Linked DNA regions of Mus musculus: regions 1, 2 and 4 are each linked to region 3. A link is a loop called in an ENCODE intact Hi-C map of the cell type or tissue named here. Cell type or tissue: gastrocnemius. All regions are shown on one strand. Links, peaks and the distances in the headings refer to the core of each region. The heading gives the core; the rest is flanking DNA. Region 1 holds the start of Dnajb14 (DnaJ heat shock protein family (Hsp40) member B14). Region 2 overlaps Adh7 (alcohol dehydrogenase 7 (class IV), mu or sigma polypeptide). Region 3 holds the start of Adh5 (alcohol dehydrogenase 5 (class III), chi polypeptide). Region 4 has its middle 4.9 kb from the start of 4930579F01Rik.

Region 1 (6,293 bases), core at 677-5,676, 570 kb before region 3:
GTATCCTAAGGTGGGACACAAGTACAGAGACCCTCAGGGTACAACGAAAGTACCTCCACCGAATGAACTTCGGATATAATTTGCTTTTAGTGACCAGACACAGGTGTGAAATGCTAGTCACATCTTGATTCATGCCAAGCATGTTCCATTATTATACATTGACCCCTTTCCCCTCCCTGAGCCTTAAGACATGTATCCTAATTCCTGGAGCAAATCAAACAGAATAGGAGGTGCTTAAGCAGCCTATGTGGATGAAAGAACTTCCTGCCTTACAGCTGCTTTAACCCAAAGAGCTGCATTGTACCTGCCAGGTGGCAGGTGGGTCAGATGTGCCGCTGAGAAGGGCTGGGGAACTGCGGGGGTTGGGGGTTCCAGGGCTTCCGATCCAAAGCAGGAAGCGCCTGTAGGACGAATCCATGCGGCAATCACTCCCTAACGGAGGCCCAGGGCTTCCCAAGACCTAAGGGCCAGGAGGCCTGGCCTCTGATCCTTGTGGATCTGGTCGTGAGGGTCCCTGTCCCCACCCCGGTGGCGCGGAAGGCGGGCTCCGGGCCACACCGGAGCCTAGGGGCCGGGGCGTCCGCGCTCCGCCAACCCACGGCCTCCCCGCCCTCCTCCCGGGTTACCGCGTCGGCTTTACGGTCCGCCAGGCCCGGGAGGGACGCGGCTGGCGCCGCTGCGGCCGCGGGGGGCGGGGAGGCGGCCGTGAGGAGGCGGAGCTGCGAGGCCGCCCGTCGCCGGGCCGCCGCCGCGGTGCCCGCTCCTCCCCGCGCCGTGCCGCGCCGTGCCCCGCCCGGCCGCCTCGCCTCCTCCGCGGCGGGCCCCCCTCGCAGCTGCGCGGCCGCGGACACCGAGGCAGGCGCGAGCCATGGAGGGCAACCGCGACGAGGCGGAGAAATGCGTGCAGATCGCTCGCGAGGCCCTGAGCGCCGGCAACCGCGACAAGGCCCAGCGCTTCCTCCAGAAGGCCGAGAAGCTGTACCCGCTGCCGGCCGCGCGCGGTGAGCCCCGGCCCCCGCCGTGACCCCGGCCCCCGCGCCCTGCGCCCCGCCGGCCGCGGCCGCTCCAGCACTCAGGGACACAGGCGGGGCGCTGTGGGGTGCTGGGTGACGGGTCCCCTCCCCAGATCAGCCTAGGCCCCTGTGAAGTGACAGGAGCGGGGACTCCAGCGGCTTCTCGGGCTTCACCATCCCCGGGTTCTGTAATTTGTCCGTTCCTTAAGCAAGTATCTTCGAATACCTTAGATGACACTGCTTTTCCCAGGGAGGAGAGAGCCCTTACAAGACAGCTCCACTTTCGAAAGGGATGGTGAAGTTATTGATGATTCCTAAATAGTGTCTGGTTTGATATGGCACCGTAAGTACCCGCAAGTTCGGTACATCGCTAAAGAGTAGGCTATGGACTTACCCTACTTTAATTCACCTTATTCATTGTCTAACTCTACAGTCAACACAACACTCACAAAGCGCCACGAGTTGTGCCTAGTATTTTATATGCCCCTCTTATTCCTCAGAAAAGTACCGTGTTATTTGACCATGTGCAGAAACTTTTGCCAAATGAATGAATGAATGAATGAAATGAATGAAAATACCTTGCCCAAGGTCGTATAGGAATGGGCAAAGTCATAATAGGCACTGAGTTTTAATCTCTACAAGGCCTTTACTACCGTTTTTTGGTTTTGTCTTTTTTTTTTTTTCCCATGCCCATAGGATGACATTTAACTGTTGTTGAAAGAATTTCCAGGTTAAGAGGATTAAGAGGAAACTTGATAAGCAGCCCCCTGTTTTAATTTATTGTTTTCTTAATTCTTTTTACATCGTTGAAGCCTTTTATCTCTGCTGATTTTCACTTTACCTTTTTGTTAGCATTGGGACAGGGCAGGAAAAGATAGTGAAAGAAAAGTTAATTGTAAAAAGTGTGAAATAAAAATTATCATTTTTAGGTGTACAGTTTAGTAGTGTTAAGTATTTTCATGCGTACCACAGGATCGGTATTTTTTTGTTTTTTATCTTACACCAGTTAAGTAACCCCCTGTACTCTCCTGTTTCCTGGTAGCTCCCTTGCTACTGTCCATTCTCATAGACTAGTCTAATTTGGTACCTGATCTATGTGAAATCGTACAGAATTTGACTTTGCATGTCTGCATTATCTATTTACTTACTAACTTCAGATTTCATCCATATTGCAACCCGCGACAGATTTCCTTTTTTAAAATTGCTGAACAGTATTCTATTATTTATATACCCATGTGCCTAGGTGTGGCTGTGCACATACACATTTAACATCACCTTTTCTTTTTGGAGGGTATTTATTTAGCGCGTTGCGTGCATGCGTGCGTGCAGAGGAATAGGTCTCTCCCCACATAGTGTAGAGATTGAGCACAGGTCTAAGCTTTGACACTAGCTGTCACAAATTCTTACTTAGTCCCTGTCAATGATGTTTGGGTTGCTTCCACCTCTTTTGTGTTGAGTAATGTGCCTATGAGCATGAGTGTCTACAAGCCTGATTTCAGTTCTGCATATATACCCAGAAGTGGGATTCTTGGGTCATATGGTAATTCTAATTTTGATTTTTGAGGAACCAGCACATTGTTTTTCCAGCCCGGCTGCACCATTTTCGTACGATCCGCGTGGTTCCAGCTTCCCAATGTCTGGCAGAGCGTGGCAGCTCCGTTTTTTATTTGCAGTGATAGTCACTAGTGACTATGGGGACAGGTCGCTGGCGTTTTGATATCATTTCTCTGATGATTAATGATGTTGAACAGTTTTTCATTTGGCGACTTGTATTTTCTTGGGAGAAAAGTCCTCTAAGTTGTTTGCTCATTTAAAAATCAATCTAAGCTAGTTCCAGGACAGCCAGGGCTACACAGAGAAACCCTGTCTCAAAAAAACCAACCAACCAACCAACCAACCAAAAACCCAATCAACCATCCAACAAAATCAGACTGTTGTTATGGATATCGAGTTATAAGGGCTCTTATATATTCTGGACATTATGTCTTTGTCATTTATATTTTACAGAGCTTATTTGTTCTTTTAGGTCATCTCTCTACCCTGGGGACTGTCATTGGAGGCCTGAGTTTTATGTAGTCGGTTTCATTTGTCAAGTTTTGCTATGTTGTCTGGGCTTTTTGGTGCCATATTCAAGAAATCATTAGCAGGAATTACCCGTAGATCCCTTTTACTGTGTAGATATATTTAAATCAGTTGTCTTCTGCTCTTGGAAGGACACTTTTAATATTAAAGTAGTAAGTACCCTGGGCGAGGCACCTTGGCTTAGAAGGCCTGGCTCTTCACCAACTGCTTTCCACGCGGTCTCTAGTCCTTGTCGTTTGTGAGGCAGGTACAGTGTACTGATCCTGGGTATGCGGAGGACTAAACGAGTTGATATAAAGCATCTAATGAATCTTTCCTATTTTACAACTCCGGTCATCTAAGAATCCTTAAATCGTGCCCAGATTTCCAGCGGTCACGCTTCTACTGTGCAAGCAGCTCCAGTGAGTCTGCTAAAGGACACTGTCAAAGTGCAGGGTAATTATGGCTCTGAAAGTCATGGGTGTAGGGAAGGCGAAGGCATGGAAGACAGACAGTCAGGGGCAACGAGATTCTAAGGGGATAATCATCCAATAAAGTGGTAGGGTACCATTGTGAAGTAGTCTAAAACAGTTCAAATACAGACTTTGCCATCTCTATAAGCCATTCTAAGCTTTAATTACAAGCAAAATACAAGATAACAGCAAAGAGTGGATGTGACCCAAAATTAAGCAATGTGACTCTTGTGCGAAAACCATATTTTACAGAGTATCACAGGAGATGTTTATGAGAATAATTTAAGAACTCAAGAGGGGAAAATCTGGAATATTTATGAAAAGACCCTAATAAAGATCTTGTATAGGAGGAAATTGGTACTTTCGAGTGACTTGAAGTTTTATTCCTGAATTTTACCTATTCTAGATGTGTACCAAACTAATAGCTCAGGAAGCTGACTGGATAGGTTTTAGGGTCTGCCTATACTCTTCATTTCCATCGTTCATTTCCATGGATGTGATGAGTGGGAGACCACAAGATCAAATTCCAGCCTTTCTGTCATCTTAAAATTTCATATCAAGTGAGAAGGAAATTTGATAAAACCTTTCAATAAACTGGCAAGCTCTTCTCTTGAGAAGACATTTGATATTGAGAGGGAAGTGCTGTCCACCGTCTAGCTGAGACTCTTCACTTTCGACTAGCAAGGATTGCAGATGCTCATCCTCTGGGTTACATTTGTAGGTTTGTTTAATTGATGTGGTTTAGCACTTGGGAGAGGTGTACAGTTTCACTGCCGTGAGGCTTTGAGCACATAGTTTTAATTTTTAGATTTTTCTTTTTTCTTTCTTTTCTTTTCTCTTCTTTTTTTTTTTTTCCCGAGACAGGGTTTCTCTGTATAGCCCTGGCTGTCCTGGAACTCACGCTGTAGACCATGCTGGCCTGGAACTCAGAAATCCGCCTGCCTCTGCCTCCCAAGTGCTGGGATTAAAGGAGTGTGTCACCACTGCCTGGCTAATTTTTAGATTTTCATAGTAAATCTATAGGGATTGTGTAAAGTGTAGATTTTTTTTTTTGTTTTCTATCCTTCCTCTTTCTGATTGACTGACTGCCTCCCTCCCTCTTTCTCTCTTTCTTTCTCTCTCTCTTCCTCTCTCTCTCTCTTCCTCTCTCTCTCTCTCTCTCTCTCTCTCTCTCTCTCTCTTTCTCTCTTTCTCTCTTTCCCAGGAGACAGGCTTCACTCTGTAGCCCTAGCTGGCCCAGAACTCACTATGTAGACCAGGCTGCCTGCTAACTCCCCAAAGAGCACCTGTTCTGGCCACCCAGTCTCTAAGATGCTGAGATTAAAGGCATGAGGGCACCACCATGTTTGACAAGTTTGCTTTTGTTGTTGTCCTTGTTTGTTTGTTTAGAGAAGAGTGTATTTTATTCTTCTTAAGAACACAGAGGCAATTGGAATCAAAGATGATCAACCATGGCCATTCAGCAGCTACTCGGATGCATTTTACTGCGTGGATCATTTATAAATGACCCCTGCTTCACAAGAGTTAAAGTAGCCCCTTTATTTTCATCTGTGCTACAGATGATATACATTTTTCTGTCTTTTTTTTTTTTTTTGGTTCTATTACTTTGTATTTAATACAAAATAGAAAATTGTCCCTCCCTTTGTCTCACCTGAACTGAAAAGAGATTTTAAAGTATGTGCATCTGAATCATTATACAACCTATTTCCTTAAAGATCATTCCATTCTTTCCCTAGTTGGCTTACTTAAAATTCAGTGATAAGAACATTTACAACAATCATTTTTTTGTACTATCCAGTTAAGGGTTGGAAAATGACTTTGGAATTTCTGTTATTAGTGAGATACTTGAGGTGTTAGCACTGAAGAAAGAGTTTGGGTTTGGACTCAGCACTGTGTCCATTAGATACCCATTTCCACTTGGGAGTTGCAGGCTTCTCACCCAAACAGTGAGGGCATAGTTATTCAACAGATGTTTATCAGACACGTGCTATCCTCTGCACCAGGCAGCATGGTGTTTAATTTTTATTGTATTTTGCCTGTTTGGATGTTTTTCCTGCTTGCATGTCTGTGCACCATGTGTGCCCAGGGTCCTCAGAGATGGGAAGAGGATACTGGAGCCCCTTGAGCTGAAGTTATAGACAGTTGTGAGCTGAGCCATCTCCCAAGCCCACTGACAGTGTTTTAGGGATTAAGTGGTAATAGGACAAAATCTTTTGCCATGGCATTGACAGTCTAGAGGAGAACTAACCATCTGGTGGGCAGAATGATGACAGTATCATTTCAATAGTTTGATTTTTTTTCCTTTTTCTCCCCCCCACTTTTTCTCTTTCTTTGTTCACACTCTCTCTCCCTCCCTCCGCCTCTCTTCCCGCCTCTCTTTTAGATCACATCTGGCCTCCAACACTATAGGTAGCTGAGGGTGATGATTATCTTCTGATGCTCCTGCCTCTCCTCCTCCACTGCTGGGGAGCTGTATGTGAGCATCACCACACATCACCACGCATCACCACACATGGTGTACAGAGTGCTAGGGGGCAGCCTTGACTCTATGCCAGCTCGGCACACACTCTACCAGCTTAGCTAGGTTCCAGGCCCACCATTTGTGTTTGAGCCTCAGTTTTCTTTTAAATAAACCATTATTTAGATTTCTGGATGTGTCTGAGTGGGACTACACGTGTAAGCGTGGGTAGGGCAGAAGATGGCATCCTGTTGGGTCCTGGGAATCCAACTCAGATTCTCTGGAGGA
Region 2 (5,000 bases), core at 1-5,000, 220 kb before region 3:
TCAGCATTCAACACATGGAGATCATTGTACATGCTGTATTCCCAGCACGCAGGAGCTTGAGACAGGAGGATTGTTAAGTTTGGGGCCAGCCTAAAGCCTGAGTTACACAGCAGGATGAGAGGGCAGGATAATGGCCTCTGAGGAGCAATTGTTTCCTCTATGGTATTTTTTTCTACCATTGTTAAATATAAAAGTTACTCTGTGCTCTCTGTCACTGTCCCTAGCAACTTTCTTACATGTAGTCTCTTGAGAAAGGCACTGAGGCATCTGAAGGGGCTTGCATGAGTTGGCCAAGAAGTTGAGGAATAATGTGTTGTGAATCAGGACACAATGGGTATTTTACATTTTGTTTTATTTTTATCCGTATGCTCTCACTCTCTCTCCTTCCCCACCACGCATGCACATGTGTGTGCACGTGCATGTGTGTGTGTGTGCATGTGTGTGTGTGTGCCTGTGTATTTGCCATGCATGTGCATATTTGAGTGACTATAGGTGCCTGTGTTCCACTGTGTGGAAGTCAGAAACCAACTTACAGACTCCCTCTCCCTCTCCCTCGCCCTCTCCCTCGCCCCCTCGCCCCCTTGCCCCCTCGCCCCCTCGCCCCCTCTAACACACATTAGAATTAGACAATTTTACTAAAAGCAGTTAGCAGAAGTGCCTGGCGGTCAATTGCTGGGTAGATACTGTCTGTACAAGGTAAGCAGGTCTGACTTGAGCTAGGTTTAAACTACGGTGAGGAGATGCAAAGACACAGGTGACACTCCTGCAGCACAGTCACAGTCCTCAGGCTTCACCACGGTGACAGCCCATGTCTTCCCGTGGGTCATCTCATTGCGTCACCATTGCCACGTGGCTGCAGATGTCATTAAAGACCGGATTACATTCTCACAGACGGATCGCTGTGTTTCCTGGGTAACAGACTTGTCCTTTGTTAAGAAGATGACAGGTGTACTTATCTATTGCATTTGAAATCATACCAATAGACGAGTTTATTAAAGACCGTGTGGATCCCAGCCCTGACCACATGTGCTGTGTGCTCTTGGGTCTGTCATTCCATGTCTCTGGGCTGATTTCTCAGACCATTTCATCAGAAAAGGGTCCACACAAGATGATTTGTAGGGCTTTAAGTTCTGTAATGGAAGGGAAGCATTCTTAGAAAATCAGAATGTTAGGCATGATTCTCTGAGAATATTATTATGACTCAGGCAGTTTGCATGCATGATTAGCTCCAATAACCATGTTTGGGTTCTTAGGTTATTAAGTGCAAAGCGGCTGTCCTATGGGGAGTGAACCAGCCTTTCTCCATTGAGGAAATCGAGGTGGCCCCACCAAAGGCTAAGGAAGTCCGTGTTAAGGTAAGAAAGGGGCTTGGAACACAGAAACATGGAAACCGGTGTCATTTACACAGAGAAAGCCATTGTTGTAAGACTGACTTCCTTTTAAATATCTATGGATTTATTGATTTAATGCATGGGGGTGTTTGTCTGCACATATGTCTGTATACCACCACATTTGTGGTCAGTGCTAGAGGAGGCCACTGGATCCCCTGGAACTGGAGTTGCAGGGATGCAGTTGGGAGCTACTGTGTGGATGCTGGGAACCAACCCTGGGTCCTGCTAAGCCATCTCTCCAGCTCAGAGGTTGGCTTCTTAAAAATAGGTTTCCCAGCTAACTTACCCACTGATCATGTCTGTTGTTAGGAAAATGATCGTGCTGGCTGTGAAGTGTACTAATTACAATGCTAATCTAACTTATTAAAGAGATATTTGTTGAATTTTTACCGATGTAGTGTTTGATAAAAAATGAACAATAGTCATGACCAAGAATTGTCTTAAAATCTTCTGGGATCGCAAGGTATTGAGATATGTGTGTATGTATGTGTGTGTGTATATATGTATGTATGTAGGTATGTAGGTAGGTAGGTAGTATGTGGCCCAGGGAACAGAACTTTGGACATCACGCATGCCAGGCAAGTACTTTCCCAAAGAAATGTATTTCTAGCTATGCTTTCACACCTTTCTTAGAGACAGGGTCTTACTAAGTCACAGCAGCTGACCTTGAACTCACTTTGTAGCCTGTGTAGGCTATGAACTTGGTGAGCCTCTTGCCTCTGTTTCCCCAAAAGATGTGACTGCAGGCCTGTGCTACCAGGGCCACCTAGAGGATTCTCACTAGGAACTCCGTTGTGCCTGAGAAGTAATAGCTTCCTGTAGTGCCCCGCCCCCGCCCTTTGGACAACCCTTCACCTTTGGTCTAGACTCCCTTGTTTAGCAGGCCTTTATGCTAATCTCTTTTGACCTCTTCCCTGTAGAAGGGCATAAAGATCCAAACCTGAAGGGAGACAGCAATGCCCTAAGTCTCTGAAGCCAGGGATCGTGGCCCCAGGCTTGCTTTAGGCTCAGGCTGGTCTAGCAGCAACTCCATAATGTGAGAAAATGATGCAGAGTTAAAGAGAACTGTTTGCTGGCCATGTAATGTCGTTGCTGTTTGTTTTCAACACAGATTTTGGCCACAGGAATCTGTCGCACAGATGACCATATAATAAAAGGATCGATGGTGTCTAAGTTTCCAGTGATTGTGGGACATGAAGCAGTTGGGGTTGTGGAGAGTGTTGGAGAAGGGGTCACTACAGTGAGACCAGGTATGGAGGCCTTGATTAATACTGTTAAAGGGACAGCACATGATCCACTAGGGGTCAGCAGAGAGACGCAACTTAAGGGAACTGTAGGCGTGCCAATTGTACCTAGTAAAGTCAGCTCCCCAAATCTCAGTCTTCAACACTGCTTTGTGGTACTTATAACTCTTAGAATATTTTTAAAAAATATTTATTTTACGTATATGAATGCACTGTAGCTGTCTTCAGACACACCAGAAGAAGGCATCAGACCCCATTACAGATGGTTGTGGGCCACCATGTGGTTGCTGGGAATTGAACTCAGGACCTCTGGAAGAGCTGTTTGTTAGTGCTCTTAACCGCTGAGCCATCTCTCAAGCCCCCAGAAAAATTTAAAGACATTTTTGTGTATAATATAGGTTCAAATCACACCTGTTTTACCTATTAATTATTCAACTAATTAATTAATGTAACTATTTGTGGTCCTCAAAGTAACGTTCCAAGGCTGGCCTGAAACTCACTACATAGCCCAGGCTGACCTGGCAATCTTCCTATATCAATCTTGTACTGGGATTACAGGCATGAGCCACCAAACCTTCTTACTTCATACTTTAATGCAAATGAATGACATCTTATGTCACTCTACTTTCCTTCTAGGTGACAAAGTCATCCCCCTCTTTCTACCACAGTGTAGAGAATGCAACGCCTGCCTGAACCCAGAGGGCAATCTCTGCATTAGGAGCGAGTAGGTGGCCGTTTTTTTCAGCCAGTCATTTGGGTTCCCCATGGTAGTTTCTGGATTGACATAAGGAATGTGTACATTTGATGTATCAAACAGTCTGACAGGCCGTGGAGTATTGGCTGATGGCACTACCAGATTCACCTGCAAGGGCAAACCGGTCCAGCACTTCATGAACACCAGCACCTTCACTGAGTACACGGTGCTGGACGAATCCTCCGTAGCGAAGGTTGACGGTGCGGCTCCGCCTGAGAAAGCCTGCTTGATCGGCTGTGGATTTTCCACGGGTTATGGAGCTGCTGTTAAAACTGCCAAGGTAAGAATTGGGGCCGGCTAGCGTAGCTTCTGCCTTCCCGCCTGACAGCCTTTCAGAAGGGGATTTTCACAGAACCCTAAAGCAATTTGAAAGAGGTGGGATCAAAGTCGAAATTTTATTTCTAAATACATGGAGCTTCAGCTTCTAGATTTACTTCCTGCCGCTGCCACATCTCTTTCTGGCCAAATCACTAAAGTTTAGCTTCCCTGGATCTCTTTTCCCATCAAATGCATCTTGGTGATGCTATGTCAGCTTGCTGGAGAGTCTATAAGTGAACTGTCGCAGACTGGGTGGCTTAAACAAATGTTGACTGCCATAGAGTCCTGGAAGTCCATAGGTCAGAAGTCTAAAATTGGAGTGCTGGCACGGTTGGTTCCTTCCGGCTGCTGGGGGAGGACCTGCTTCAGGCCTCTCTTCTTGCCGTATACATGGATGCGAATAGCCCAGTCATTTCACATCATTTTCCTTACTGTATCTTTATATCTGTTGGCATTCCTTCTAGGCTCCGCCCCACAGTTACCTGGCAACAGCTGGCTATGCCTGACTCACTTTAAAAGGGTCTGCTTGTCCCCTACTCTCACTTCGCCCCTAGCTCCTACTACCTCCCCCATTTCCGCCCTCCATTCCCCTCCCCCTCTCTCTGCACGTGCTCATGACTGGACTCTATTCCTCCTCTCTCTCTCTCTCTCTCTCTCTCTTGCTCTCGCTCTCGCTCTCTCACTCTTTCTCTCTTCTATACTATACCGTTGTATGGCTGGTCCCTCAGGGGGAAGGGATACCTCAGCATGGGCCCTGCAGAGGCACCCCCTTCCCCCACATCACACCGCAACCCCTCCAAACACATCCCTGACTTCTTTTTCTTTTTATAAAACACAACAATATCTAAGTTCCATTTTGTGCTGTGAGAACACCAGTCACATTGAGTCAGGGATGTGCTAGTCGGTTTTATGTTGTTACAACAGCACGTCTGAACATGGGTAAAGAAAGCTGGTTTATTTGGCTCGCAGTTTTGAAGACCACGTGGTTCCATGTGTTCAGCCTTTGGCTAGGGACCCCTCCAAGCTCCCTCGCAGCGTAGGCGCTGAGACAGGAGGCAGCATGCACAGCACAACGTGTGACCTCATCTTACCACAGCCCACTCACCAGGAAACTAACCACGAATGACTCCCCACTGAGGCCAGCACCTTCAACACCCCGCTTACCCACCCTTAGGCTACACAGGTTTCACGGCCTCTTACACGGGGCGGTCGGTTACTCTGCATACAAAGTCCCCAGCACACAAGCCCATGACAGACAGCTCTAACTTCATCCAAACCACAGCTAAGCTTTTC
Region 3 (6,183 bases), core at 1,184-6,183:
GCCACAGGTTCCTGGCTTCCTGAAAGGAAAGCTGGGGATGGGTGGGAAGGACAGTGAGAGAAATAACGAGCCAAGACAAAGTTCTCTGATCAAGGCTCAATGTTTACTTTTTGAGCCTGAACTTAAAAGGGAGGAAAACCCACTCCCCCACCCCCACCCCCACCCCCATGCCAGGATCTCAGGCGTCTCAGGATCTTGTCAGGACAACAAGCTCAGGCTGCTCTGCCTATAGTAGCACCTTGCAGGAAGCTGCAGATGTGGCAGACAATAGACTTTACCTAGGTTGGAAGACTCCACCCTAGGTGGGCTAGCCAGCTGTGGCAAAAACAAGGTCTAATTCAGCCTGCTCAAAGCTGGGGGAAGGCACAGGTTGGCCTTGAACTCAGAGATCCACCTGCCTCTCCCTCCACAGTGCTGGAATTAAAGGCATGTACCCGCCCGCCTGGCAGGTGCTAAGCCTTCAAAATGTAATCCATGTAACCACAGAATAGGTATAGAGTAAAAGACTAGTGGGGAGGGATGGATCTCCCCTGGAAGAGAAGATTGAATAGTTATGGATGGATGGATGGGGGGGGGGGAGGGTAATGTATGGAGAATCATATGGGGAGTGGGAGGAAACACAGGGTAAGAGAGGAAATGGAGGGAGGGATATCTACAACTAAGGGTCATTTGAGTGGTTGTATGGAAACCCACTACAGTAGAAGCTTCCTAAAATATATACATATACAAAGGTGAGCTAGATAAACCACCAAATAACAGGAAACAGATACCCAACTGGACATCTCTCACCATCAAATAAAGGACCAGAAGTGAGCTACACCACAGTTGAGTTGTTGGCAAAGGGGGCCCATGGGAACCATGAAACAATCTAAGCTTTTTTTTTTTAAAGGTTTATTTATTATTATATGTAAGCACACTGTAGCTGTCTTCAGACACACCAGAAGAGCACGTCAGATCTCATTATGGATGGTTGTGAGCCACCATGTGGTTGCTGGGATTTGAACTCAGGACCTTTGGAAGAGCAGTCAGTGCTCTTAACTGCTGAGCCATTTCACCAGCCCCAACCTAAGCTTTTGGTTGATCTCCATAACACTGCAGGTGGCCCAGAACCTGATACCAGAGAGCCCAGGTACCTAGGGGAAAACTGACTACGACTTCTTGGCTGAAGAGACATAGTCACACAGTGACTACTAACAACACTGTGCTATATTCAAAAATGAGTGCCTTGCTCCGCCATCATCACGGAAGCTTCTCCCTGTAGTAAATGAAAACAAACACAGACCCACAGCTAGGCTATGTGCAGAGAGTAAGACCTGGAACACCTCTGAATGAGGTGTCCATCAAAGCCCGCCCTCGGGGCTCAGGGAAGCCCGTGGAAGAGGAGGAAGAAAGATTGTAAGAGCTAGGTGAGATGGGCAACATGAAAGAAAGGAGGCCTTCTAAGCTCAGGAGTGATGCACAGAGGGACTGACAGAGACGGAGGAAGCACAAATCCTGCACAGACAGGTCCAGCCCAACAGGGTCCCAGCCCTGAGAGGGCAAGAGGACCACAAGCTCCCCCTCTAACCCAGAAGCTATCTCCAATTGATAACTACTCACAAATGAAAGATTAGTTCAGTCCAACCAAGTTTCACTGGGAACACAAATCACTACCAAGGTGCCATCATGCCCAGCAGTAGATAATCAACAGGAAGTTAACTCAGAGAACCTTTGGAGGAAGGTTCTCTGTCTCATGGCTTTCCAGTCTTTTTTTTTTTTTTTTTAACTTATGGATCCTTTGTGTATATATTATGGCTTCTGTTTGTTTTTTATGGGATTCCTATGTGTATAAACATTTGTGCTTCTGCATATATGTATTTCTCACGCTTTTTCTTTGGTTCTGTTTCTTCTTTTTGCTCATTTGTTTTGTCCTATTCTAGCTTTTGCTTTATATCATTATCATCATCGTTATTCAGATACCAGCTTGTTTTCTAACAGGAAGCAGAAAGGTTGTAGATTCAGACTGGAGGGAAGGTGAGAAGGATCTTGGACAAGTCAAGGGAAGGGAAAAATGTAATCAGAATGTATTGTATGAAAAGTCTGTTTTCAACAAAGGAAAAACTAAAACGCACGGTCTGATCATTCCAGCACAGCTGTCACCTTCTGGGTCTGGTTTTGATGCTTGCCATGCTCATTCAAACTATGGTTTGCCTTGCTCTGTGCCTTGCAATTTTTTTTATTAAAAGACAGATATAATTTACTGAGTAAAAGGGGAAAATGTTCTACAGTTTTTAATTTTTTATTTTATCTGAGTCTTTAGGTGAGCTTATAAACTTTAGTTATTCTCAGGGGGTTTTTTTTGTTTTTTGTTTTTTGGGTTTTTTTGTTTTGTTTTGTTTTGTTTTTTTTGGTTTTTCCATACAGGGTTTCTCTGTGTAGCCCTGGCTGTCCTGGAACTCACTCTGTAGACCAGGCTGGCCTCGAACTCAGAAATCCACCTGGCTCTGCCTCCTGAGTGCTGGGATTAAAGGCATGCACCACCACGGCCGGCCTCAGGTGTTTTTTTTGGTTGGTTAGTTGGTTGGGTTTTTGTTTTGTTTTGTTTGGTTTGGTTTGGTTTGGTTTGGTTTGGTTTGGTTTGGTTTGGTTTGGTTTTGAATTCTCAGCCCCTTACAAGGAATAGGATTCTAGAACTAGAGAGGACTGAAGATGCCCATCTCCCTTCTCCCTGACTGGATGAGCACAGGGAAAACTCATGCTGAGTTAAGCCCTGGTCAAGTCATTTTTGAGGGCAAGCCTCCTTAAGAACACACATGTTTACATTGATACTACCTCTAGAGCAGTGGTCCCAGCCTCCCTAATGCTACAACCCTTTATACAGCTCCTCATATTGTGGTGACCCCAACCATAATTATCTCATTGCTACTTCATAACTATCATCTGGTTGTTATGAATCGTAATGAAAATATCTCATGTTCAGGATACCTGATACGTGATCCCTATGAAAGGATCATTCGACCCCCAGAAGGGTCATGACCCACACGTGACAAACACTGCTCTAAAGGAAACAGTAGGAAAATTTTTCTCCCTCCTTCCCTGAAAAATCGTGAAAATAAACTTCTCAAAGTATGAGAATACTCCACTCCACATGACTGCATCCTCCGTCGTTTACAAAAGTCAGACTAAACTACAAAGTGCCTACAGCAATAGGTCAATCACTCTTCAGTTTCTGGCCCTAGTACTGCTTCTTGCAATGATGAATTTCTAGTCTGATGGATTGTGATTCTCTGTATTCCTGTTTCTGTTTCGGGGGGCAGCAGCTCTCCCTGCGTGACTTCACTTCTGTAAGAATTATGAATTCCTCAACTTGTTCAACTTCTTACAGGAGTATAACTTATAATATCCACATGTGGTGGTTTGACTGGAAATGGCTTGTATATTTGAATATTTTAATCACCAGACACTGGAATCATTTAAAAGGATTAGGAGGCACGAATACAAGATTAGTTTTAAGTAAGTTGGGTTTTAAGCACTGAGATACCCTAATACACACTGGCTTGGTACTTCAAGCCTGGAGTTTAGGAACACTACCCTGACTGGAGACAGACTATGGTGATCATCCTATTAATTATATACGTTAAAAGCCAGGGTGTGAGTTAGTGTGAAGTGAGAGAAGGGCTTTGAACAGTACCGTGGAGAATGTCAACCCTTAAAGTGTGTAATCAGGAAATGAGCCATGAAAAAGACAAAATGCGGTGTTTTAGTGGGTACATTTCAACACAAGCAGCATTTGGGATTACATCAGCAAATACAGCAGCCTCTGTCTCCACATAGTTGGTCCACTCTTAAAAGGGGCCCACTCTGCTCCCTCGGTTCCCTTCCTGAAAACTTCTCTCCGTGTCCGATGGTCCCTGAAATCCCAGGACCTGGTCGTAACCTGCTGAAATCCGAGGTCGGGCTGTTGCTAGGATGGGCACCTCTCCCTCTAGTGTTCCTTCAAAGCCCTTGAGGGCCGCAGTGTTGACTCGTCCTGGACCCAGACCCGCAAAACAAGGGGCTGCATTAGCTCGCTAGCGCATGCAACCCGCAAATCAGTAGCTCGCTAGCTAGCGCGTGCAAGCCCGGGAAGAGGGGGGCGGGGGGACCGCGGACAGGGACACACGGAAGGCGTGGCTTGTTCTACACGTGCTTTCCCACACGTGTTACCACACGCTATATTTCTCTCACGTCTAACGTACAAAGACTGCACGAAAATTAGACAAGGAAATACCACAGAGATGCTTTGCAGGGGCTCAGTTGAGCCAGCCTGGAATAAAGCGCTTCACGGCCCCAAAACTACTGCCTCCCCAGCAACGGAGCGCAGTAGCCGAAACTCAGGCTCCGAAACGCGGGCCCCGCCCTTCCGGTATTAGGCCCGCCTCCCAGCCGAGTCCCGCCCTACGCACAGCCACCTCCTCCCGCCCTCACGTACGCCCCGCCTACATCGAAGGCCCGCCTCCCGCGCACAGCCCCTCCCCTCACGCACGGTCCAGCCCTCACCCGGGTTCCGCTACACTCGTGAACCTTAGCGCTCGATCCCGAACTAGCGGCCATGGCGAACCAGGTATGGAGGCGCGCGGTGGGCCGGAGCAGAGGAGGGGAACGCCCGGGTGGCCCGCTGCCGCCCGCCGGGGAAGGCGAGCGCAGCCGCAGCGAGGGCATGGAGGCTTTGTTTCGGCGCCGCGCTTGGAGAGCAGCTCTGCTTTCTGCTCTGCTCCGCCGGAGCCCGGTGGGCTGAGGCCCGCGCCCGTCACGCGGGACGGAAGAACTTGCCCGGGTCGCGCCCGGGTTGCAGGATCAGATTTGGAGCGCGGGCCGTGCTCAAAACTCCCAAGCAAAGTTAGGCCCTTCCTTCGACCTTGGCTTTCTACGTGCAGCACGGTGTACCTGTTTTTTTCAAATCACGTTATTTGACTTTCAAGTCCATCTCCAGTAAACCCAGTGAGTGGCTTGCAACCTTTATTCTGTCAACACATTTCATAAGCGTCAAGTGAACTGATCAAAACCCAGCATTTCTCACTAGGTTTGGTTCCGTGGTTAAGAAGGTCTGTACTGAGTGTAATCGCTCTAGTAGCTCATTGCTTTAGATGCGCGATATAAATTTCATATGGAATTGTAAACTTTACAGAGCCACATAAAATTAATTCTAATGGTATGTTTACCCAACCTGATACTCGCAATATTATTTCCACGTTATAAGTATTTTTAAATTGAGATATTCTTCACTCTTCTAAGCTTTCAAATTTTTACATCATACCTGATTTCAGTTCACACTTGTCCTTTATCTATAGTGTTCAATAGCCACCTGTGGCAAATGGCTAATGCATTAGTTAGCACAGTTATAAGAGATGGTTATAGTATTTTTACCCCCATTTGGATATTTCTTAGGATCCTTTCCACTGGGAAGTATTGCACTAAAGTGATGCTATATAAGCCATCCCAAGGAAAAGATAATTAGGTCGCATAATACTAAGCTTGAATACTAACCTTGAATTACTTGCCAAACCTAGTGAAAGACTCTGGGTGGGATTTTGCTTGGCTTGTCCATTGTTGTGCTAGGACTCAAATCCAAGGCCTTGTGCATTCAAGGCACATGCTCTACCATTGAGCTACACCCCAGCTTGGGACATGTATTCCATAGTCTTCTTTCCTTTTCTTTCTTTCCTCCTCTTCTTCTTCCTTTTCCTCCTCCTCCTCCATCTCTTCCCCACCTCCCACCCTCCTTTAAGATGTGTGTGTGTGTGCCTGTGTGTGTGTATATGCATGCAGGAGCCTGTGGAAGCCAGGGGGTGGCACAGATCCTCTGGAACTAGAATTACAGGTAGCTGTGAGAGTGTAGATGCATAGGACTGAACCTGGAGTTTTCTGCAAGAGCAGTAGGTGGGTGCTCTTAACCACTGAGCCATCTCTTCAGCCCTTTGATTTTATATATATGTATACACAATTTAAATATAAATAATATATATGCACATATTTGTTGTCCTGGTTGATGGTGGTTTAGGGTGGAAGGTTTGAGATGGAATCTCTCCATGTAGCCCTGTCGGTCCTGGAACTTGAAGTGTAGATCTAGCTGGCCTCGAGCTCACTGAGAGCCACTTGCCTCTGCCTCTGAGCGCTGGGACTAAAGGTTTGCCTCACTGTATCTGGCCCTTTAATTTTATGTTA
Region 4 (6,293 bases), core at 637-5,636, 240 kb before region 3:
CATGCATAATTAATAGGTCTTCATTGGTGACAAGAAATAAGCAAGCTGAAACTATCTCATAACACCAGCGTTCTGGAGTATATGTAGACCATGAGAATTCACATCAAATATTATTAGAATTATAAATTGGTACAAACTCATAAATCCAGCTTGACATTCAGATAGATTTGAAAGCCCAGAGACTCCTCCTCAGGTCCAACATTTATACCCAAGCACAAAGCTATTCATGTAAGACAATTCACAGATGCAATCTCTTCCTTAGGAGGCAAATCTATTAAGCGATATGTAGCTATAGGTTCAATAAAACTACATCAATAACACATGTCTAACATGAATGCATTTGAAAAAGTATGTAAAAGATAAGTTGAAGAGTTTGAGAATTTAAACAGAAACACAATAAGACTATTTGTAAAATTATTTGCAAACACATATGTCTAGTGAATCTACTTAAAAAAAAAAAAACCTCAAAATTCAAGAAAATGATTCCCTGGGAAGGGAAAGAGAAAGCAGTAAGAGAGGGGTGTAGAGAGCTGAGCAGGGACGCTGAGAACAGGTCAAACACAACACATCGTCTGTATGCAGACATATTTTTCTCATAGGTTTTGCCACAAAACTACTTTGTGTGCAAGTTCTGGTACTATTAAAAATTGGACTACCCAATTTTAATTAATATTTTAGTTGCCATAATTTGATGTTTTTACAGCACACACAGGACTGCATTGTTACACCATATGAATCCATCAATGGTCCCAAGACAATTAACATACCCACTAGCTTCATTTTTTTTCATTACATTTGTGTGTGTGTGTGTGTGACCATCTGGATTTTTTTCTTTGAGACAGGATCTCATTATCTAGCCTTGCCTGGCATGGCATGAAATTTGCTCTATAGATCAAATGGGCCTCAAACTTTTGAGGAACTTCCTGCATGCTATGATTACATGTATGTGTCCCAACACTTGGCTAAAAGTACATGCATGTTATTTTGGGCACATAGAAACTAAAGCTCTCTATCTCTCCCACTAGGTTTAGGTCATGTTCTAATCATTTGCTATGAGCCCTGTCTGTCTTTTTGTTTGTTTGGTTGGTTTTTCGAGACAGGGTTTCTCTGTGCAGTACTGGCTGTCCTGGAACTCACTCTGTCGACCAGGCTGGCCTCGAACTCAGAAATCTGCCTCCTCTGCCTCCCAAGTGCTGGGATTACAGGCATGCGCCACCACTGCCTGGCGAGCCCTGTCTGTCTTGTTGTGTCCTGCTGTGTTGTGTTCTGTTTTGTTTGTGGCCCTGGGATCAAACACAGGTCCTCGCACAAGCTGGGAAAGTGTTCTGTGTCCACGCTGCAGCCACACCAAGCGCAAGCATCTTTGAAATTCTGCGGCTTGCAGAGAAGATCTTGCACATGCTAGGCAAGTACTCGATCATAGCTAGAAATGTTACACTAGATACCTCAATAGTTCAGACATAGCTATGGAAAGTAAAAATTAGGTGTGCATTTGTTTCCTGTAGCTCTTTAACAAATCTTTTTGAGTTATTAACTTAAACCTACAGAAATGTATTGTCTGAGAGCTCTGCAGGCTACGTGCGTGTGTGCGCTTTGCATGCAAGCGTGCATATGTACATAACACGGTTAATTCCGTTCTCGTGTTCCTAATTGAAACTCAGAAAGCATGACAGGTCCTCCAGGGTCACACAGTGAGGACCTGGCCCAGACTGGCTGAGTGATCATGTTTCTTACTGAGCAAAAGGAGCCCACAGGGGTGACGTCTGTGGCGCTCCAGTGAGGAGCCGTGCTCCGGGGCAAGCTTCCGGTTTGCTTCTTAGGACTCAACTTATGTAAAACGTACCTAGAGAGGGCTAGAGAGATGGCTCTGTTGGTACAGTGCTTGCCACACAAGTGTGAGGTCACAAATTCGAGTCCCCAGCACCCACATAAAAGCCAGGTGCTGAATAGCCTGCCTGTAATCCCAGTGCTGCGGACAGAAGGAGGCTCCATTGGGCTTGCTGCCCCGCGGCCAGTCTAGAAATCTGTGAGCTCTCCTCTCTATGAAACTATGTGTCAGAGAATAGTGTCCAACTTTGAGACTGTCTTTCCATGCCTGCAGCACCCTGCCTTCCCGCATAGCAGGTCCACCCATCCCTCGGAGATGTGGGGGTGGTGGTGGCTGGTAGGCTGCACAATGTGGGCAAGGGCCAGGGATTGCACAGGGATTTCCCCCGGGGAGCAAAGCTGGCGCTATATCACTCTCCAAGAGTTTTCCCGATCATCGCCTCTGCCTTTAGGCTACGAATTTGGAGCAAGTACACACAAGATTCACTATGGGATTTGGCTACATGCATCTGCTATCTGAAGACAGGGAAAAAAAACAGCCTGGACCAAAAAAGCATAGTGACTTTCTGTCCCCGATGTTGCAGTAACTTAGTAAGAATGGACTTAACAATTAGCTTTTTAAAAAAACCAATAGTTTTTTCTTTTCTTTTCTATGTTTAGTAAATTTTGTAATTGATCAAAACTCAAAATTAAAGTAGAGAGTGATTGAGGAAGATACCCAACGTCGACCTCTGATCTCAGCACACGGTAAGTACACCTCCTTGTGCGCATGTGTCCCCTCCACCTGTGCGCATACTTAAATGCACGTAAGAGAAGAAATTCGTGACTAAAACGATAGGAAAGGGGAACTGCCATTCATGCTCGCTCATAAAAGCAAAAGCTGCTTTCTGAGGCGTTCATCTTTGCTTCAAGTGTGTGAATGTCAAAATGACCGCTAGGTGGCAGCAACGGGCTATAGTGTGACAGACAACACTGCCCAAGACTAGGCTAGAGAGAAAGCTTCGGGAGGCAGATCCTGCCGTGGTCATTCAATTCCGTAAACAATAAACCTTCATCATCTCAGAGACTGAGGTGTCCATAAGAGCTTATGTACAGGCCTCTCAGTAAGCTACTGGGTCACCAGACTTGACGGCATCGGCTAGTGGACAGCCGCTTGAAACATGGATGGCCTTTTAGAATTTCCCTCCACGATGCTTTTCCCTGTTCGTTGAGGTTGAGCTGTGAATGTTCACAGGCTGGGACTCAGGGTGTTCAGAGTGATCAACTAGTTTCCAAGAGAATGTCTAACAGGCTCAAAAGTGCTAGAGCAATCTAAGCTAACTATTGGCTCCTGAGAACCCTGGGATGGGGCGTTCCCAGTCCTGGGGGTAACAAAGGGTCTCTTAGGGGTGTTTTTATGGGGGATTCTCCAGATTAGGACCCAAATCTAGTTCTATTTGAAACCAAGGCGTCTGTGCAGCCGTAACTACTCCGTACTCGTGATGGCGCTGGAAAGCCCATGGGAGAGTTTGATTAATAACAAGATCCTTAGATCTAGCATCCTCTGTGGGACCCATCAATGCAAAGTGAACCGAGTTTAGAACCACTGTAAAGATTAAGTGATTTCTGTCATATTTAATTTTAGCTGGAAATAAATGGTATCTTTAAGTTGAGTAACTGAGAAATTGATAGGTTATTAATAAATCTCTGGAAAAAATTCTAAGGGCCAGAGCAACTGGGGAGGTGACCTTAGAGAGAATGAAGGTGAAGGAAAATATTATCCCATATGTTTTAGTAAATCATTTTTTTCCTTTTGACTTTATTTTTTTAGATATTTTCTTTATTTAAATTTCAAATGTTATCCCCTTGCCTGGTTTTCCCTCCCAAAACCCCCTATCCCCTCCCCCTCCCCCTGAACACCTACCACCCCACTCCCCCTTCCCTGCCCTGGCATTCCCTTATATTGGGGCATTGAGCCTTCTCAGGACCAAGGGCCTCTCCTCCCATTGATGACCAACAAGGCCATCCTCTGCTACATATGCAGCTGGAGCCATGAGTCCTACCATGTGTGCTCTTTGGTTGGTGGTTTAGTCCCTGGGAGCTGTGGGGGTACTGGTTAGTTCATATTGTTGTTCCTTCTATGGGGCTGCAAACCCCTTTAGCTCCTTGGGTCCTTTCTCTAGCTCCTTCATTGGGGACCCTATCCTCAGTCCAATTTTAGTAAATCAATTTTTACAACATGATAGCTCAAATATTAAAATGTTTATACTATTCAGTTGCCTCTTGTTTTCTCTTCTGAAAGAACTGCATATGGAGTGTGGTCCTGTACACAGTGAGACTGCCCACCAGCAGGCATTTTCTGCCAATCCTCTCTGCTCTCCGTAACTGCACGTGGGTGTTGGCTGCTGAGCAGGGGGCAGATGCCTCACAGCAAGTGGAAGCCCAGAGCTGTATGGGTTGCCCCGTTCTCGTGGAATGACATGAAGGGGCTGCTCTAGGACGCTGTCTGGGAGACCATTTCCCCTGAAGAAAAAGTGAGGTGAGCTACATCATTGTGCCTGGAAGGGGAGGAGAAAGATGAGGTAGCTTCTGGTTGGAAGCCATATTACTTGCTGAAAGCAGGACAGTAGGTAACCCCGAACTCTGGCCATGCAGAGGGTTCCGCAAGCTTTGCGACATGGGATGAAACTACATAAACGGATAAACAGTCTTAGTTTAAGGCATGGTGTTCCTGGTAGGGAAACAGCTTTCTTTCTTTCTTTCTTTTTTTTTTTTTTTTTTTTTTGCCTTTGCAAATATATCCACAATGCAGATATTACAGGTAATTTCCATTAACTGAAGAGCAAGCAATCTAGCTATCTCTACAAAGATGTACATTTGGCACCTCATTAACATGGCCAGCAATGAACTACTATTTGTCTTTTTTTCCATTTTTATTAGGTATTTAGCTCATTTACATTTCCAATGCTATACCAAAAGTCCCCCATACCCACCCACCCCCACTCCCCTACCCACCCACTCCCCCTTTTTGGCCCTGGCGTTCCCCTGTTCTGGGGCATATAAAGTTTGCATGTCCAATGGCCCTCTCTTTCCAGTGATGGCCGACTAGGCCATCTTTTGATACATATGTAGCTAGAGTCAAGAGCTCCGGGGTACTGGTTAGTTCATAATGTTGATCCACCTATAGGGTTGCAGATCCCTTTAGCTCCTTGGGTACTTTCTCTAGCTCCTCCATTGGGAGCCCTGTGATCCATCCATTAGCTGACTGTGAGCATCCACTTCTGTGTTTGCTAGGCCCCGGCATAGTCTCACAAGAGACAGCTACATCTGGGTCCTTTCGATAAAATCTTGCTAGTGTATGCAATGGTGTCAGCGTTTGGATGCTGATTATGGGGTGGATCCCTGGATGTGGCAGTCTCTACATGGTCCATCCTTTCATCTCAGCTCCAAACTTTGTCTCTGTAATTCCTTCCATGGGTGTTTTGTTCCCAATTCTAAGGAGGGGCATAGTGTCTTCATAGTCTTCATTCTTCTTGAGTTTCATGTGTTTAGCAAATTGTATCTTATATCTTGGGTATCCTAGGTTTGGGGCTAATATCCACTTATCAGTGAGTACATATTGTGTGAGTTCCTTTGTGAATGTGTTACCTCACTCAGGATGATGCCCTCCATGATTCCATTTGGCTAGGAATTTCATAAATTCATTCTTTTTAATAGCTGAGTAGTACTCCATTGTGTAGATGTACCACATTTTCTGTATCCATTCCTCTGTTGAGGGGCATCTGGGTTCTTTCCAGCTTCTGGCTATTATAAATAAGGCTGCTATGAACATAGTGGAGCATGTGTCCTTCTTACCAGTTGGGGCATCTTCTGGATATATGCCCAGGAGAGGTATTGCTGGATCCTCCGGTAGTACTATGTCCAATTTTCTGAGGAACCGCCAGACTGATTTCCAGAGTGGTTGTACAAGCCTGCACTCCCACCAACAATGGAGGAGTGTTCCTCTTTCTCCACATCCACACCAGCATCTGCTGTCACCTGAATTTTTGATCTTAGCCATTCTGACTGGTGTGAGGTGGAATCTCAGGGTTGTTTTGATTTGCATTTCCCTGATGATTAAGGATGTTGAACATTTTTTCAGGTGCTTCTCTGCCATTCGGTATTCCTCAGGTGAGAATTCTTTGTTCAGTTCTGAGCCCCATTTTTTAATGGGGTTATTTGATTTTCTGAAGTCCACCTTCTTGAGTTCTTTATATATGTTGGATATTAGTCCCCTATCTGATTTAGGATAGGTAAAGATCCTTTCCCAATCTGTTGGTGGTCTTTTTGTCTTATTGACGGTGTCTTTTGCCTTGCAGAAACTTTGGAGTTTCATTAGGTCCCATTTGTCAATTCTCGATCTTACAGCACAAGCCATTGCTGTTCTGTTCAGGAATTTTTCCCCTGTGCCCTTATCTTCAAGGCTTTTCCTCACTTTCTCCTCTATA

Evidence for each region. A loop is a pair of places that touch in the nucleus more often than their neighbours do. Peaks named below come from ENCODE experiments on the same cell type or tissue, not always from the same donor. Only the 100,000 strongest peaks of a DNase experiment are listed, where the experiment ranks them.
Region 1: a loop joins it to region 3, with 5 times the contacts of the local background. A loop is called at or near these places in 9 of 42 quality-filtered maps.
Region 2: it touches region 3 in a loop (2.7-fold over the local background); 19 of 42 quality-filtered maps call a loop at or near these places.
Region 4: it touches region 3 in a loop (3-fold over the local background); 24 of 42 quality-filtered maps call a loop at or near these places.

Annotation. Positions count from the first base shown.
Region 1 is chr3:137,867,056-137,873,348 of GRCm38, forward strand. It overlaps Dnajb14 (DnaJ heat shock protein family (Hsp40) member B14), which reads left to right and starts at 620. Exons shown (of 8, transcript NM_001033155.1): 1 at 620-1,001. The coding sequence starts at 869. In gastrocnemius, for the core only: no CTCF peak of the experiment used is centred there; DNase peaks (open chromatin) are centred at 787 and 3,301; H3K4me3 peaks cover 1,214 bases; H3K27ac peaks cover 932 bases.
Region 2 is chr3:138,220,460-138,225,459 of GRCm38, forward strand. Adh7 (alcohol dehydrogenase 7 (class IV), mu or sigma polypeptide) reads left to right here. Exons shown (of 9, transcript NM_009626.4): 2 at 1,254-1,355; 3 at 2,503-2,641; 4 at 3,272-3,359; 5 at 3,453-3,669. All of the region lies in intron 2 of 0610031O16Rik (RIKEN cDNA 0610031O16 gene), which reads right to left. Among named protein-coding and RNA genes, the nearest start is that of Adh7, 5.2 kb to the left of the region's middle. In gastrocnemius, for the core only: a CTCF peak has its summit at 2,694 (motif pointing right); a DNase peak (open chromatin) is centred at 2,702.
Region 3 is chr3:138,438,612-138,444,794 of GRCm38, forward strand. Adh5 (alcohol dehydrogenase 5 (class III), chi polypeptide) reads left to right here and starts at 4,482. Exons shown (of 9, transcript NM_007410.3): 1 at 4,482-4,582. The coding sequence starts at 4,571. In gastrocnemius, for the core only: no CTCF peak of the experiment used is centred there; DNase peaks (open chromatin) are centred at 4,125 and 4,463; H3K4me3 peaks cover 2,168 bases; H3K27ac peaks cover 1,750 bases.
Region 4 is chr3:138,195,562-138,201,854 of GRCm38, forward strand. It overlaps a transcript of Adh7 not described here. Among named protein-coding and RNA genes, the nearest start is that of 4930579F01Rik, 4.9 kb to the left of the region's middle. In gastrocnemius, for the core only: a CTCF peak has its summit at 2,758 (motif pointing right); DNase peaks (open chromatin) are centred at 2,146 and 2,768; H3K4me3 peaks cover 1,566 bases; H3K27ac peaks cover 701 bases.